Linked DNA regions of Homo sapiens: region 2 is linked to region 1. The links are chromatin loops, found by intact Hi-C in ENCODE. Cell type or tissue: PC-9. All regions are shown on one strand.

What was found. Peaks named below come from ENCODE experiments on the same cell type or tissue, not always from the same donor. Only the 100,000 strongest peaks of a DNase experiment are listed, where the experiment ranks them.
Region 2: a loop joins it to region 1, with 8 times the contacts of the local background. A loop is called at or near these places in 2 of 110 quality-filtered maps.

The regions. Positions count from the first base shown.
Region 1 is chr11:129,842,019-129,850,018 of GRCh38, reverse strand. The region is part of intron 1 of TMEM45B (transmembrane protein 45B); the gene reads right to left. Among named protein-coding and RNA genes, the nearest start is that of TMEM45B, 30 kb to the right of the region's middle. In PC-9, no CTCF peak of the experiment used is centred here; DNase peaks (open chromatin) are centred at 2,868 and 3,408; H3K4me3 peaks cover 708 bases; H3K27ac peaks cover 1,968 bases.
Region 2 is chr11:130,141,500-130,149,499 of GRCh38, reverse strand. It overlaps APLP2 (amyloid beta precursor like protein 2), which reads right to left. Exons shown (of 17, transcript NM_001142276.2): 15 at 7,928-8,000; 16 at 7,426-7,581; 17 at 4,695-6,153. The coding sequence ends at 6,052. Among named protein-coding and RNA genes, the nearest start is that of ST14, 14 kb to the left of the region's middle. RefSeq lists enhancers at 2,605-2,654, 2,442-3,641 and a silencer at 3,712-4,006. In PC-9, a CTCF peak has its summit at 3,003 (motif pointing right); DNase peaks (open chromatin) are centred at 1,879, 2,479, 3,009, 3,912 and 1 weaker place; H3K4me3 peaks cover 440 bases; H3K27ac peaks cover 4,750 bases.

The DNA.
Region 1 (8,000 bases):
ATGGCCACAGGACTGATAAGCAGGTTAGTATGTGTAGAAGGAAGCCAGGTGCTAGTTATCAAGAGAACGGGAAAATGACCCCAAAGTCATTTCGGAAAATGACTCCAAAGCCATTTCGGAGAATGACCCCAAAGGCATTTGGGGCTGCCTTGCTCATTAGAGGCCCAGAGGGTTAGAGCCTTGCGGCAGAACAGTTTCAGGGGAAGGGCCCAGGCGCCTGCGGGGTCTCAGAGATCACTGCCTAGGGCCACCTCAGGTCTCTGCTCCCCACATTTCCAGCAGAGCATTCCTCCGTCACCCTAGCTGTGGCTCAAGCAGGACCAGGTGCAGGTTGGGCCACTGCTCCAGAGGGCGCAAGTTATAAATCTTGGTGGCATCCATGTGGTGCTGACTCTGTAGGTATGCATACTGTATGAGCTGTGGGAGCACGGCCGCCTCCACCTCGATGGAAAGGATTTCTTTGACCTCAGGGCCCGAGCAGAGATTTGTCACCGGGGTGGAGCCACTGCAGAGAGCCCCCAGTAGGCCAATACTTAGGGAAGCCTTGGAGGTGGTATCACCTGGAGCCTTGGGGGCCCAACACCCACCCCAGTGTGTTCAGAAGGTGAGATATGGAGTCAGATAATATTATTCTCAAGCCTAAGATCTAATGTTGAGTTTTGGACTCACTTGAGACCTGTTGTTACTCCTTTCTTCCTTCCTGTTTCTCCCTTTTGGACTAGAAACATCTGTCCTGTGCCTGTCACGCCATTGTATTTGAATCAAAGTACGCAACTCATTTGAATTCACAGGCTCACAGCTGGAGAGAAATTTGCCTCAGGATGAAATTTATCTCAAAGTGAATGAGTCTCTCTCACACCTGACTTAGATAAGATTCTGGACTTAGATTTTAAAGTTCATGTTGGAATGATTTAAGGCTTTTGAGGGCAATTGTGGTGGAATGAATGTATTTTGTTTGTGAGAAGTACGTGAATTCTGGGGGGCCAGGATTGGAATGCTATGGTGTGAATGGGTCCCCTCCAAAATTCAGGTGTTGCCGGTGTGATAGTATTAGATGTGGGGCCTTTAAGAGCTGATTAAGCCATGAAGGTTCCTCCCTTGTGGATGGGATTAAGCACCCTTATAAAGGGCTGAATGGAGGGAGTTGCTTCCCTTTTTTGCCCTTTCTGCCATGTGAGGCTACAGCCTTCAACAGACACCACATACCAGTGCCTTGATATTGGACCTCCAAACCTTCAGAACTGTGAGAAATAAATTTGTTCTTTATAAGTTACCCAGTCTGTGGTATTTTGTTGTAGCAGCACAAGCAGACTGAGACAGTGATCTAGAAAAGACCACCCCGGAATGTAAAGCATTCCTGGTCTGCACAGCATATTCCAACCCTGGACACAGGCCCGTCCCTCTAGCACCAGCTACATTGTCAGGGCTGTTTCACATCTTACACATTGACAGATGAGGGTCCCACCCATCATCAAGAACTTCATAAGCCCTCTCCCTCTCCCTCTCCCTCTCTTTCCACGGTCTCCCTTTCATGCCGAGCCGAAGCTGGACTGTGCTGCTGCCATCTCGGCTCACTGCAACCTCCCTGCCTGATTCTCCTGCCTCAGCCTGCCGAGTGCCTGGGATTGCAGGCCCGCGCCGCCACGCCTGACGGGTTTTCGTATTTTTTTGGTGGAGACGGGGTTTCGCTGTGTTGGCCGGGCTGGTCTCCAGCTCCTAACCGCGAGTGATCCGCCAGCCTCGGCCTCCCGAGGTGCCGGGATTGCAGACGGAGTCTCGTTCACTCAGTGCTCAATGGTGCCCAGGCCGGAGTGCAGTGGCGTGATCTCGGCTACAACCTCCACCTCCCAGCTGCCTGCCTTGGCCTCCCAAAGTGCCGAGATTGCAGCCTCTGCCCGGCCGCCACCCCGTCTGGGAAGTGAGGAGTGTCTCTGCCTGGCCGCCCATCGTCTGGGATGTGAGGAGCCCCTCTGCCTGGCTGCCCAGTCTGGAAAGTGAGGAGCGTCTCTGCCCGGCCGCCATCCCATCTAGGAAGTGAGGAGCGTCTCTGCCCGGCCGCCCCTACTGGGAAGTGAGGAGCCCCTCTGCCCGGCCACCACCACCCCATCTGGGAGGTGTACCCAACAGCTCATTGAGAACGGGCCATGATGACAATGGCGGTTTTGTGGAATAGAAAAGGGGGAAAGGTGGGGAAAAGATTGAGAAATCGGATGGTTGCTGTGTCTGTGTAGAAAGAAGTAGACATGGGAGACTTTTCATTTTGTTCTGTACTAAGAAAAATTGTGCCTTGGGATCCTGTTGATCTATGACCTTACCCCCAACCCTGTGCTCTCTGAAACATGTGCTGTGTCCACTCAGGGTTAAATGGATTAAGGGCGGTGCAAGATGTGCTTTGTTAAACAGATGCTTGAAGGCAGCATGCTCGTTAAGAGTCATCACCACTCCCTAATCTCAAGTACCCAGGGACACACACACTCTGCCTAGGAAAACCAGAGACCTTTGTTCACTTGTTTATCTGCTGACCTTCCCTCCACTATTGTCCTGTGACCCTGCCAAATCCCCCTCTGCGAGAAACACCCAAGAATGATCAATAAAAAAAAATAAAAAAAAATAACTTCATAAGCTTTTAAAAAAATGCTTACAGTTTTCAGAAAATCAACTCGTATGAAAGACTTATAGTGAAAAGCAACAGCCTCATGTTCTGTCCCTCCTCACCCCCAGCAAAGCCACTTTCAACCCTTTCAGCTGTTTCCTCCGGTATTTACCTCCACCATTGTAGTTAATGGGTGGGTGCAAACGTAATGGCAAAAACCACAATTACTTTTGCACCAACCTAATGCTTTGTGCATGTGGTCATTTGTTAATCCATCATTGTCAGGCATCACCTACCAACTTCCTGGAGCTCTCTCACAGCCTCTCCCTCTTCCCCACCCTGCTATTTTCATAGCAGTTGCATTATACTCGTTTGTTGAAATCATTAGTTTCATTATCATGGCTCTGTAAATCCAAAGTCCTTACCAGGGCCAATAAGGCCATATACGATCCTGAGCCATCTCTTTGATTTCTCCCAGCACTCATCCCCTGCCACACTGGATCCCTTCCATTCCCTTAAATGGCTGAGAACACTCCATTCCTGCTTCAGGACATTGCACTGTCTGTGGCTTCTAGAACAGTGTTCCCACAGGCAGCCAACAGTTGTCTCCTTCACTTTACTCAGGTCTCTGTTCAAATGCCACTTTATTCCGTGACTCCTGCATGTACAATAGAGGCCTGCCCCACTTTTCAATCTATGTAGACTTGTAACTTTTCTGTAAAGTATGAATCACCATCTGATATTGCAGACTGATTTTTTTTTAAGCATCTGTCATCATCCACTAAAATGTGGGCCTCTGGAAAGCAGAGATTTGATCTATTTGCTTATTGTGGTTAGTCCACAGCTTACCGCAGGGCCAGACACAGAGTGAGCACTCAGTAAATACTTGTGGAATGAATGAATGCAGATCCAAGTAGTGTATTATGGGTTATGTTTTCTCTAACACTTTTTTTTTTTTTTGAGAAAGAGTCTTGCTCTGTCGCCCAGGCTGGAGTGCAGTGGCATGATCTCTGCTCACTGCAACTTCCACCTATGTGTTCAAGCGATTCTCCTGCCTCAGCCTCCTGAGTAGCTGGAATGAAGGATGGTGCCACCACGCCTGGCTAATTTTTGTATTTTTAGTAGAGACAGGGTTTCACCATGTTGACCAGGCTGGTCTTGAATTCTTGACCTCAGGTGATCCACCTGCCTTGACCTCCCAACATGCTGGGATTACAGGCGTGAGCCACCGCACCTGGCCTAACACTTTTGTTTTATTCTGGGGTTAATAATTGCATTGTTTTTTTACTTGTTTATCTTCCCAAATACTGATCACTATGTTTTTCCTCCAAAGGGCTAAAAGATCTGTCAAATGTTGACCAAATTAAATTCTAGACATTTTAACCTCAGATAACTTATTTCTGTTTTATTCCTAGAGACCTGTTTTGAGAATATTCTCTTTAAAATTGAACTGGCTGTCTGTCCTCCTGGGGCATTCTGCACCATCTTACAAATTCCCTTTGCCTTTTTCTTGTTTTCCACCCACCCTACCTTTTGCTGCAGCTTCCAGAAGAGGCTTTTCCTTGTTTTGGATCCCCTGTTTCTTGGATGCCATTTATTTTTCTTTCTTGGCTTATTTCCATTAATATAAGTCTAGCATTCCCAAAACTATGCATAAAAGGGAAATTCCTTGAGAATTTGCATAGTTGACAATCTCTGCCTTTTTATTGGGACGGTTTATTTAGTCCATTCATATTAATGTAATTATTGGTGTGGTTATATTTATAGTTGTCATTTTGCTATTTGTTTTCTGTCACTCATGCATTTTTTTGTTCCTCCGTGCCTCATTTCCTGCTGTCATTTATGTCTAACAAGTAATTTTAGTATACCATTTTAATTACTTTTTTCATATTTTAAGCTATATATATTTTTTTCCTACTGCATGCTCTAGTCTAGGGATTATAGTATGCATCTTGAAGTTACCATGGTCTATTTTAATAGTAACTTAATTCTGATAAAATATAGTGACTTTGTTCCAATATATAATAGCTCTATTTCCTACCCCTTCCTTCATGCATACACACACACACACACACACACACACACACATCTATAATAGCTCTATTTCCTACCCCTTCCTTCATGCATACACACACACACACACACACACACACATACACACACACAAAATAAGCCATTAATATATATGAATGGACTAAATAAGCCACTCTAATAAACAGGCAGAGACGTGTGCGTGTGTGTGTACACATATATGTACATATCATATTTATGTTTGGGCTTGTTATAAAGTTTTTAAGATTTAAGAATATATAAAGTCTAGGTTATAAACTAATGGTGTGGCAATTATTTCTTGAAGCAATTTTACATTTTTCAAAGCATGAATATATATATATTCTTTGATATTTAATCACATATTTACCATTTCCAGCGTTCTTCATTTCTTTCTGTCCATTTTAATAACTCTAAAACCTCATTTTCTTTCGACCTGAAGGATGTCCTTTAATATTTTTTCAGCTTTATTGCGGTATAATTGACAAATAAAAATTGTATATACTCAGGGTATATAACATGATGATTTGATATATGTATACATTGTGAAATGATTGGTATGATCAAGCTAATTAACAGAGTTATCACCTTACCTGGTACCCTTTCCTTTCCTTTGTAATGAGAATCCTTAAGATCTACTCTCTTAGCAAATGTCAAATATAAGGTTTATTATTATTACTATTATTTTTAGAGACAGGGTCTCGCCCTATCACCGAGGGTGGAGTGCAGTGGCATAATCATAGTTCACTGCAGCCCTGAACTTCTTGGGCTCAAGTGATCCTCCGCCTCAGCCTCATAAGTAGTTAGGACTACAGGTGCAGGCCACCACGCCTGGCCAATTTAAAAAATTTTTTGTAGAGACAACGTCTCGCTATGTTGCCCAGGCTGGTCTTGAATGTTTGGGTTCAGGCTATTCTCTCGCCTCAAACTCCCAAGGTGCTGCGATTACAGACATAAGCCACTGTGCCTGGCCAGTATATTATTATTAATGATAGTCACCCTCCTGTACATTAGGTCTCCAAAATTTACTCATAACTGCAAGTTTGTACCCTTTGACCAATATCTCCCCATTTCCCCCACTGCTCCAGAACCCTGGTAACAGGTATTCTATTCTGTTTATATCCAGTTTGATTATTTTAGATTCCACATATAAGTGAGATCACACAGCATTTTTTCTGTGTCTGGCTTATTTCCCTTAGTATAAGGTCTTCAAGGTTCATCCATGTTGTTGCAAATAGCAGGATTTCCTTCTTTTTTAAGGCTGAATAATATCCCATTCTATATATATATACACCACATTTTTTTTGTCCATTCATCAATCAGTGAACACTTAGATTGTTTCCATATCTTGGCTATTGCAAACAAAGCTGCAGTGACCATGGGAGGGCAGATATCTTTTCAAGATAGGGAGTTTATTTGCTTTCGATATATACACAGAAGTGAAATTGCTGGATCATAGGGTAGCTCTATTTTTAATTTTTTGAGAAACCTCCACACTGTTTTCCATAATAGATGTACCAATTCACATTCCCACCAACAGTATGTAAAGGTTCCCTTTATCCACATCCACACCAATCTTGTTTTGTTTTTTGTTTTGATTTTTTGGCAACAGCCATCCCAACAGGTATAAGGTAATATCTTATTGTGACTTTGATTTACATTTCCCTGACGATTAGTGATGTTGAGCATCTTTTCATAAACCACTTGGCCATTGTATGTCTTCTTTAGAGAAATGTCTATGCAGGTCCTTTGCCCACTTTTTTTTTTTTTTCTCAAAGCAGAAAATTTATTGCCTACATTCTTTGACTACAATGCTATAACAACAGAAATATTTTCTTTTACAAAAATCTCAATCACCTTAAACATTTTTTAAGTCACTAAATAACTTTGGGTCAAAGAAGAAATCAAAACTGCAAATACATAAAAGCAAACATCAATTGGCATTGTATACATTAGAACATATGAAATAGATTATAGTAAACAATTATTAAAACACAAAGAATCCAGGATGCGGAAAGCTGGGATGAGTATTACACCCTAACAGCAACGATAGCAGATAAACTACAAAATCATAACTTTTCCTAAACTCATTTGAGAACTGAGATCATAGGGCAATCAAAAAGTCTAAAATAGGCTGGGCACAGTGGCTCATGCCTGTAATCCCAGCACTTTGGGAGGCTGACTGAGGCAGGCGGATCACCTGAGGTGAGGAATTCAAGACCAGCCTGGCCAACATGGCAAAACTCCATCTCTACCAAAAATACAAAAAATTAGCCAGCCGTGGTGGCGCATGCCTGTAGTTCCAGCCACTCGGGAGGCTGAGGCAGAAGAATCGCTTGAACCTGAGAGGCGGAGGTTACAGTGAGCCGAGATTGCACCACTGCACTCAGCCTGTTGCCTACTTTTTAATAGGGTTATTTGTTTTTTACTATTGAGTAGTAAGAGTTTCTTGTATATTTTGGATTTAGCTCCTTATTGCATATATGGTTTGCAAATATTTTCTCCCATTCTATGGGTATCTTTACTCTCTTCATGGTTTTCTTTGCTATGCAAAAGCTTTTTACTTTGATGCAATCCTACTCCTTTACTTTTGCTTTTGTTGCCTGTGCTTTTGTTGTCATATCAAAAAAGAAATCAACGCTAGCACCAATGTCATGTATCTTTCCCTGCATATTTTCTTCTAGGAGTTTTACCATTTTAGGTCTTACATTTAAATCTTTCATCCACCTTTAGTTGATTTTTGTATATGGTGGAAGATAAAGATCCAATTTCCTTATTTTTTTTTGCATGTGGATATCCAGTTTTTCCAGCACCATTTATTGAAGATACTATTCTTTCCTCATTCTTGTTCTTGACACCTTGTAGAAGATTAGTTAACCTTATATGAGTGGGTTTATTTCTGTGCTTTCAATTCTGTTCCATTGCTCTATGTGTGTTTTTATGCCAGTACTATATTGTTTTGATTGCTATAGCTTTATAATATAATTTGAACACAGGAAGTGTGATGCTTCTGGCTTTGTCCTTCCTGTGTGGTTCTCTTTGTGTTTTTTAAATTCAGTGTTGGTTGAGTTTTAAAAAAAATCTGCAATTCAATATCTTTCATCAAACCTGGGAAGCTTTCAGCTATTACTTCTTTATTTTTTTCTCTCTCCCTTTCTGCGGCTTCCATTACACGTATGTGGGGACATTGAGCATCATCCCATGTGTGTCTGAAGGTCTGTTCATTTGTCTTCATTTTTCTTTCTGTTTTTCGAATTGGATCATTTCTATTGGTCTATTTTCATGTTCACTAGTTCTTCCACTATCTCAAAATCTGCTATTGAGCCCATCTAGTGAATTCGAAATTGTACCTTCCAAC
Region 2 (8,000 bases), 300 kb before region 1:
CAAATATTTTTTTTTCTTGCCAGGAGCAATGGCTCACGCCTGTAGTCCCAGCACTTTGGGAGGTTGAGGCAAGTGGATCACTTGAGATCAGAAGTTTGAGACCAGCCTGGCCAACATGCGGAAACCCCATCTCTACCAAAAGTACAAAAATTAGCCAGGTGTGGTGGTGGGCACCTGTAGTCTCAGCCACGAGGGAGGCTGAGGCAGGAGAATCTCTTGAACCCAGGAGGCGGAGGCTGCAGTGAGCCAGCCTGGGCGACAGAGCGAGACTCCGTCACACACACACACACACACACAGCAGAAAACAAAACTAAACTAAAAGCAGCTTGATTGAGGTATAATTGACTGCACATATTGAAAGTGTCCAATCTGGTAAGTTTTGACACATATCTACACCTGTGAAATTATCACCACAATCAAGAACTCTTTCAGTTTTGATAGCCATTAAATATAGTATTGCAACAAACTGACCTTCGAACCAGATTTTCTAATTGCTTTATTTCAAAGTACTAAAACACGATTACAAAAATAAGATACAGGAGAGCGTAACTCCCATCCCTTAAGTTCGGGCTGCACGTGGTGCAGTGTGACAGTGCGAGGAGGGGAAGATTAACTTTAGACAACCTGACAAGCACCACCTCAGCCAGGGGTCAAGGTCAACATCGACAGCAGTAAGTCATGTTGACAGTGTGTACCCTTGATGGAATAGGAGGACACCTTACCTCTGTGGTCTTCCTCCTAATAACACATAACCCATGCATTACCATGAGAAAAACATCAGACAAAACCCCATAGTGGGACATCCTACGAAATGCCTGACCAATAACTCCTCAAAACTGTCAAGATCATCAAAACAAGGAAAGTCTGAGAAAGCTTCACTGTCCAGAGAAGCCTAAATACAATGTCATTTATTGGGAGAAGACAGAAGACAGGGCTGGGCGCAGTGGCTCACACCTGTAATCCCAGCACTTTGGGAGGCTGAGGCAGGTGGATCACCTGAGGTCAGGACTTTGTAGACCAGCCTGACCAACATGGAGAAACCCCGTCTCTACTAAAAATACAAAATTAGCCAGGCCTGGTGGCGCATGTCTGTAATCCCAGCTACTCGGGAGGCTGAAGCAGGAGAATCGTTTGAACCCGGGAGGCGGAGGTTGTGGTGAGCCGAGATTGCACCATTGCACTCCAGCCTCGGCAACAAGAGCTAAACTCCGTCTCAGAAAAAAAAGAAAAAAAAAATAGAAGACAGTAGGTAAACACTAAGAAAATCTGAATCAACGATATGGACTTCCATTAGGAGAGAGGAAGGAGAGAATGAAAGCAATCACTTTGCCTGCACTAAAACTAGCAATATTTGACTGGACCCAAAAGGCTTTGTACTGTTATTAAATAAAATTTGGAAAAAGTATTTCATCTTTTTTATGCCTTCCAAGTTTCTATTTATAATACATGCAGATAATTTTAAAATAACTATACATAGTTTAAAATAACTGTATATATAGTACACACTATAAATGTTTTATTGATGGAGGGCACTGCTCTAATCGGAAAGAGGCAGGGACTTCAAAATTTTAAGTTCAACCAAGCTGGGCACAGTGGTTTATGCCTTAATCCCAGCACTTGCAAAGCTGAGGTGGGTGGATCACTTGAGGTCAGCAGTTCCAGACCAGCCTGGCCAACATGGTGAAACCTTGTCTCTACTAAAAAACACAAAAATTAGCCAGGTGTGGTGGTGCACGCCTGTAATCCCAGCTACTCTGGAGGCTGAGGCACGAGAATCACTTGAACCCGGGAGGCTGAGGTTGCAGTGAGCCGTCACTGTACTCCAGCCTGGGCAACAGAGCAAGGTTCCGTCTCAAAAAAAAAAAAAAAAAATCAATCAGATCTGGGTTATCTTGTATCTTGGCCACAGATCTCTGACAGATTCCTCAAGAATGTCATGCCCCCAGCCAGGCGCGGTGGCTCACACCTGTAATCCCAGCACTTTGGGATGCCGAGGCGGGCAGATCACAAAGTCAGGAGATTGAGACCATCCTGGCTAATACGGTGAAACTCCATCTCTACTAAAAATACAAAAAATTAGTCAGGTGTCGTGGCACGCGCTTGTAGTCCCAGCTACTCAGGAGGCTGAAGCAGGAGAAATTGCTTGAACCCGGGAGGTGGAGGTTGCAGTGAGCCAAGATTGCGCCACTGCACTCCAGCCTGGGCGACAGAGTGAGACTCTGTCTCAAAAAAAAAAAAAAAAAAGTCATGTCCCATCCATTTCAAGGATTCTGGGGGCCGGGGGCGGGGGAACTCATGTCTCCTGTCACATTCTCTGGGTATCTGGGCTGCTCCACAGTGGAAATGCACTAACCAAGTCCATGGTTGCTACTGCCTGTCAAAAGTATGCAACCACAGAGGGCAGAACAGACACGACTTCCCCTTATTTCATAGGCGGTAACAGGAAAGATACCAGCTGACACCCATTTCCTTGTCTTATAAGGACCGCTTTACCCTTTGCCCCAGAAAAGAGTCCATTGTACATAACCACAGCATTTGGCTCTGCCCCTAACAGCGTGTGACCCTGTGGCCATGTTTCAGCTGTGAAATAATCAGGAGTCATAAGGTCCCTTCCAGTTCCCTGTATCCATTCTGTCTATGTCCATGACTTCAAAGTACCGCAAGACAGCATGTTCCTTTTTTAAATACTTTTTCACCTGCTCCTATGATAGTGGACCCTTGGGCCTCTCCAAAACTTAGGGACTCATTACATCCTCATCTGTACCTCCTAAAGAGCTTTGTCAGTTGTCACAGCAACAGAAACCAGAGATCAGGGCATCTGATGTCCTGGCTCAAACCTCAGCTGCTGAGCTCTGATTTGCAACTGAAAGCAGACAGGCAGGTAGGAGGACCTTCGCACCTGTCAGCACCAGCACCTGAGGCTGGCCGCAAGGTGGGCAGGGCCACATTCCCCAGAGGTCAAGGCTGAGTCACCAAGGCAGAAACCAGGAGCTTCTCTCAGTTCCCGGGAGGTGGGTGAGCCACCAGGGAGCAGAGTGGAGCCTGCCTAGGGTGAGGCCGCCTGGCAGCCCTGCCTCTCATTCATTTCCACGTCATCTCTCAGGCCTCCCCAGTTCTCAGCTAACCCCGACTGTCTCTGCAATGACCCCATTTGGGTAATGAACGTGTAAATAGAAACCACTGCACTTTCACCAGCCCCAAACTCCTCTCTAACCCATCAGCAACAGGAATGTGAGTAACAGGTAAGAGACTCGAGAGCTGAGCAGCTGGATGGGTATTGGCTGCCATGCCCCCGCCCCTGCCTCCCCCAGGACTGAAGTACACTGAATAAAGGAAGAACTCCCACCGAGCTGGGTTTGCATCTCTGCTCCACCCCTTACTGCTCCGTGGAAGACCTCAGCGTCATTTCTGGAAGAGGGGAATGCCTCAAAAGGTTAAGACTAAATGGAGCTGGGCATGGTGGCTCACGCCTGTAATCCCAGCACATTGAGAGGCCGAGGCGAGTGGATCATGAGGTCAGGAGTTCGAGACCAGCCTGGCCAACGTGGTGAAACCCTGTCTCTACCAAAAATACAAAAAAAAATTAGCCAGGCATGGTGGTGCACGCCTGTAGTCCCAGCTACTCGGGAGGCTGAGACAGAATTGCTTGAACCTATGAGGCAGAGGTTGCAGTGAGCTGAGATCGCGCCCCTGCACTCCAGCCTGGGCAACAGACTCTGTCTCAAAAAAAAAGAAAAAAAGACAAAAATGCGCCTCTGACTTGGAGGCAGCTAGTACATGGCAGGCACTAAAATCAATGAAGCTGGTCTGTTAGCTTTGAAATCAGAATGACCCTGAGATCAGTTTCCAGCTGATACTACAGAGGGTCAGGTGATAACACTCTTCAGAGCACTCCAGCAGAAACTGGTTTCAAAAAACAAAAAAGTTCCCTCTTCTTCAGGGCTTTCCTGGCAGCAACTTCAGTGACCAATGCAGGCAGAAGGGAGAGGCTGATGGGGAAGTGGTAATCATTATAAAGAACCAACCTGTTCACCTGGCTCACAAAATGCTTTCCTGGCTCATAAAACACTCCCTAGTCCAGTATCCTAGGGAAGATTCGTCACGTATGTACACACATGTACATCTACACACAGCTATATATGACATTACCTTGATAACTACTCTGTATATTTAAACTGGCATTAAACTAGGGTAGGGACTGAGATTTACCCCTGAATTGACCCTCTTCCCTGTAGCTGGGCATTAAAAAGATCTTAGCTCAGTAGATAAAACTGGGCCCAGGCAGAAAGCCCTCTAAGCAGTTGCCAAGGCAACAAACCAAACACCCCCATCAGTGAGGTGACAGGGCCTCCCAGTGTCAGGTTATTTAAGCAAATGGAAGCTGCAAGCATTCCTCTGAAAATTCAGCCACAAGCCCTACTCATTGTTCCCAGTAGCATTAAGAAGTCTCATATTAATAAATATCAGTAGCCTAAATTTTGCCAGACAAATGCTCTGTGCAGATGTTCCCTCTTACTTTGCTTTCTAAATGCGAAACGGCGCTGGAAGCCTTGAGTCACAGCTTGAGCAGACGTATTTCCGCCTGTGAGGTGCAGCTGGGGTCCTTCGTGGAACGAAGTTATCACCCTCCTGGAGGAAGGGGGTAGGACCATCACGCAGATCAATGCCGCAGTCAGTGAAACGAGCAGTCTCGGTGGAAGTTAAAGTATTTATTGATGTGTTTAAACTGTGTACATTCTCCACAGATCATATTAAGGAGTTTGTAGGTGAAGTTTAATCTGTGCATAGTGGGTAGAGACATGAATAGGGTCAAAGGGGAGGAAAAAGGAAAAAAACAAAACAAAAACAGTCACAGGAAAATAAAAATACACCACAGGTTACCAGAACCTTCAGATTTAAAATAAAAAGAAAGAAAAAGCAGAAGCAGTGAGCATCGACATCAACTGTACAAGCATTACAAAGACTCCTGTGACGAAAACACAATTGTTCAAAGCTTTCCACAGTGTCCACAGACTCAGTTTCAGGGACAGCCTGGACTACTTTCCTTTCACACAAACAAACCTCCCCGTGTTCTCTCCTGGGCCAGCGGCCGCCTCCTTGGTGTGGTCTTCTCTGAGTGAATGTCACAAGGCCGGTGACAGGAGGGGGTGGAGGTGAGGGGACAAAGTAGAGGCCGAGGGTCAGTGCCTTTGGAGAAAGTCCAGAGAGGAGGAGCCTGCACATCTGGACATAGTTGGAAGGGGAAGTGAACGGTAAAAAGCTACGGTAGGTAAACAACAGACAGTGAAGAATGTCAAATATAAGCTACAGGCTAATCTCTGTGGAAGCACTGGATTCCGAAGGAAAGCAGCAGCGGACACCCTCATCTGTATACACTAAGCTCTCTAGAAGACGCTGGAATAAAATGCCTTTAACGTCCTTGGTGACAGGACTTTTATGGAGACACACAGGTATCCAGCCGTGGAAACACTGGACTTCAAGAAACTGGTCCTTTCACATCATTTTGCGAGGGTCTCTCACGTGCTTCAGTGGCCATTACAGTTCCCTATTCCACCCCATTTCTCAGCAACTTCCTGAAAGCTCATTTAAAAAGGGAATACTGCCTTTTTTTTCTTTAAATAAAAGCCAGGACAGTGAATGAGGCTGAAGAGTTGACTTACACAACATAACCGGAACGACAGCCTGCATATAAGTCTATTATTGAAAATCGACATTTCCCATTTATTATATATTGAGAGCATGTGTCAGACAATACAATGGAAGTGGGGTTTCTGATTAATTTAAAAAAGAAAACTACATCAAATATCTGCAATAGATCATTTTTTTCATTTAAGGTTTATATATCATATATTGTTATATTACCATTTTTCACCCATTTAAAAGAATGGAAATTGCAGTTCTACAGTAGTACTTTATATAGTCCTACAGTCCAGGAGGTCAGGATGTCAGACGCAGCCCCTGGCAGCGGCTGCTGCTTGGCAGTCGATCGGAATCGTGGGATCTTCCGGCCCACCTGCATCCCTCCGCCAGGGCTGCCGCGCTCCCTGCCACCTAAATCTGCATCTGCTCCAGGTATTTGTAGGTGGGGTTCTCATAGCCATGGTTCTGCATCTTGTTCAGGTGACGCTCTTCTGGGGTGAGCATTGGATCAACCTGGAAGAACAAAACCTGAGGGTCATTGTGGTGTCTGGGAAGAGACCTGCACAGGGTGCTGGGAGACCTGAGCCATTTGCTGCACAATCCCCTGAGGACCAAATGCAGCCAGCAGCCCGTTCCCACCGGACAGGCCAAATGAGAACCGGTGGTGAAACACAGGAGAAAGAAAATAAGGGGATCAAAGAGGCAATGCTTTCGAAACGAGAGCCCTGAAAGCTTAGCCCTCACGGAAGATGACAGTCAACTGGATTTCCTAGCACCGTGGTGACAAGCAAGGCTCGGCGCCACTGCTTACTACCTGGGCCAGCCAAGGCAAGCCAGTCAGCAGTAGGCTAGCAAGCAGACGGTGGGACCAGGGGATCTCTGGTCTTTTTCAGTTCTGAAATTCTACAGCTAGGCCAGTCTCCAGCAGGAGATAAAACCAAGTAACTGGCCAGGTGCAGTAGCTCATGCTTGTAATCCCAGCACTTTGGGAGGCTGAGGCGGGTGGATCACTTGAGGTCAGGATTTGAGATCACCCTGGTCAATATGGGGAAATCCTATCTCTAATAAAAATACAAAGACTAGCTGGGCGTGGTGGCACACACCTGTAGTCTCAGCTAGGTGGGAGGCTGAGGCACAAGAATCACCTGAACCCGGGAGACAGAGGTTGCAGTGCGCTGAGATCGCGCCACTGCACTCCAGCCTGGGCGACACAGCGAGACTGTCTCCAAAAAACCAAAAAACCAAAACAAACAAAAAAACACAAATAACTAAGACCAGCATCTGCACTAATTTCCCAGGGCTCATTAAGGTCCTTACTGTATTTATATTTGGGGATCAAGGGACTCTGGACATTCCCACTGTTCACTAAGGAGTGAGTGGCAAGACAAGTTCAGTAACCAGCAGAAGACAGAACAGAAACAGTCTGCTTCAGCACTTTCTAAATTTCCTGTTGCTCCTTTCCCCCATTAAAAAAAAAAATACCTGGAAAAAGGAACACTAAGGAAATAATCTGAGAAAAGAGTTTTCACCCTCTGTAGCATAAAATGTTCACATGACTTTCTGACATTCATAGCCAAGGCCCAAACTAATGTTGAAAGTTGGCAACAGCCCCTTGTGGCAGGGGCTGATTTCCAAAAACACGACCTAGGAATCCAGTGAGTAACTGAACTGATAACAGCAGCATGTCCAGTACTCGAGGAGTGAAGATGCCTATTAATTCCACAGGTTCCCACCCCCAACCCAGCCCACAGTGCAGAGCAGGCCCTCAGCAGCCCAGCTCCTCACCTCCACGATCCCGTGGCTGATGGTGCCATACTGCCTCTTCCTCAGCATCACCAGGCTGATGACGATGACCGTGGCAATGGCCACTGCGATGACCAGCAGGCCAATGAGAGCACTGCTACTCAGACTGAAGTCCTCCCGCAGTGGGCCCACGGATTCCTACGTAATAAAGCAGACGTGGAAAAAAGTCCCAGTGACCATCTGGCAGCCGTGAGGCAAGTAACTCACTGAGGGCCACGCTCCTGGAAGGTCGAGCCCCTAAAACCCAAAGTAGCACCAAGATCCTGCTTTGCAGGGAACCACCCACAGGTGGAGAACGCCCACTCTTCCCAATCTCCATGGAGATTTTAATTTTAGCTTTCTTATCCAAAAGTACGGAAAGCTGGGGATGAGGGACCCTTATTAGCTCAGGCATCTCTCCCGTTTTCTACTTGAACTGAGAAGGTCCAGAGGAGAAATACCTAAGATTGGCAGGAAACCTTAGGTTCTGGAGCTAAACACGTACCCGCTCTTCCTCGAGGCCTCCAACTCTCTCGGCATTGAAAATCATTTCCTTAACATCCAGAGTCTCGTCAATG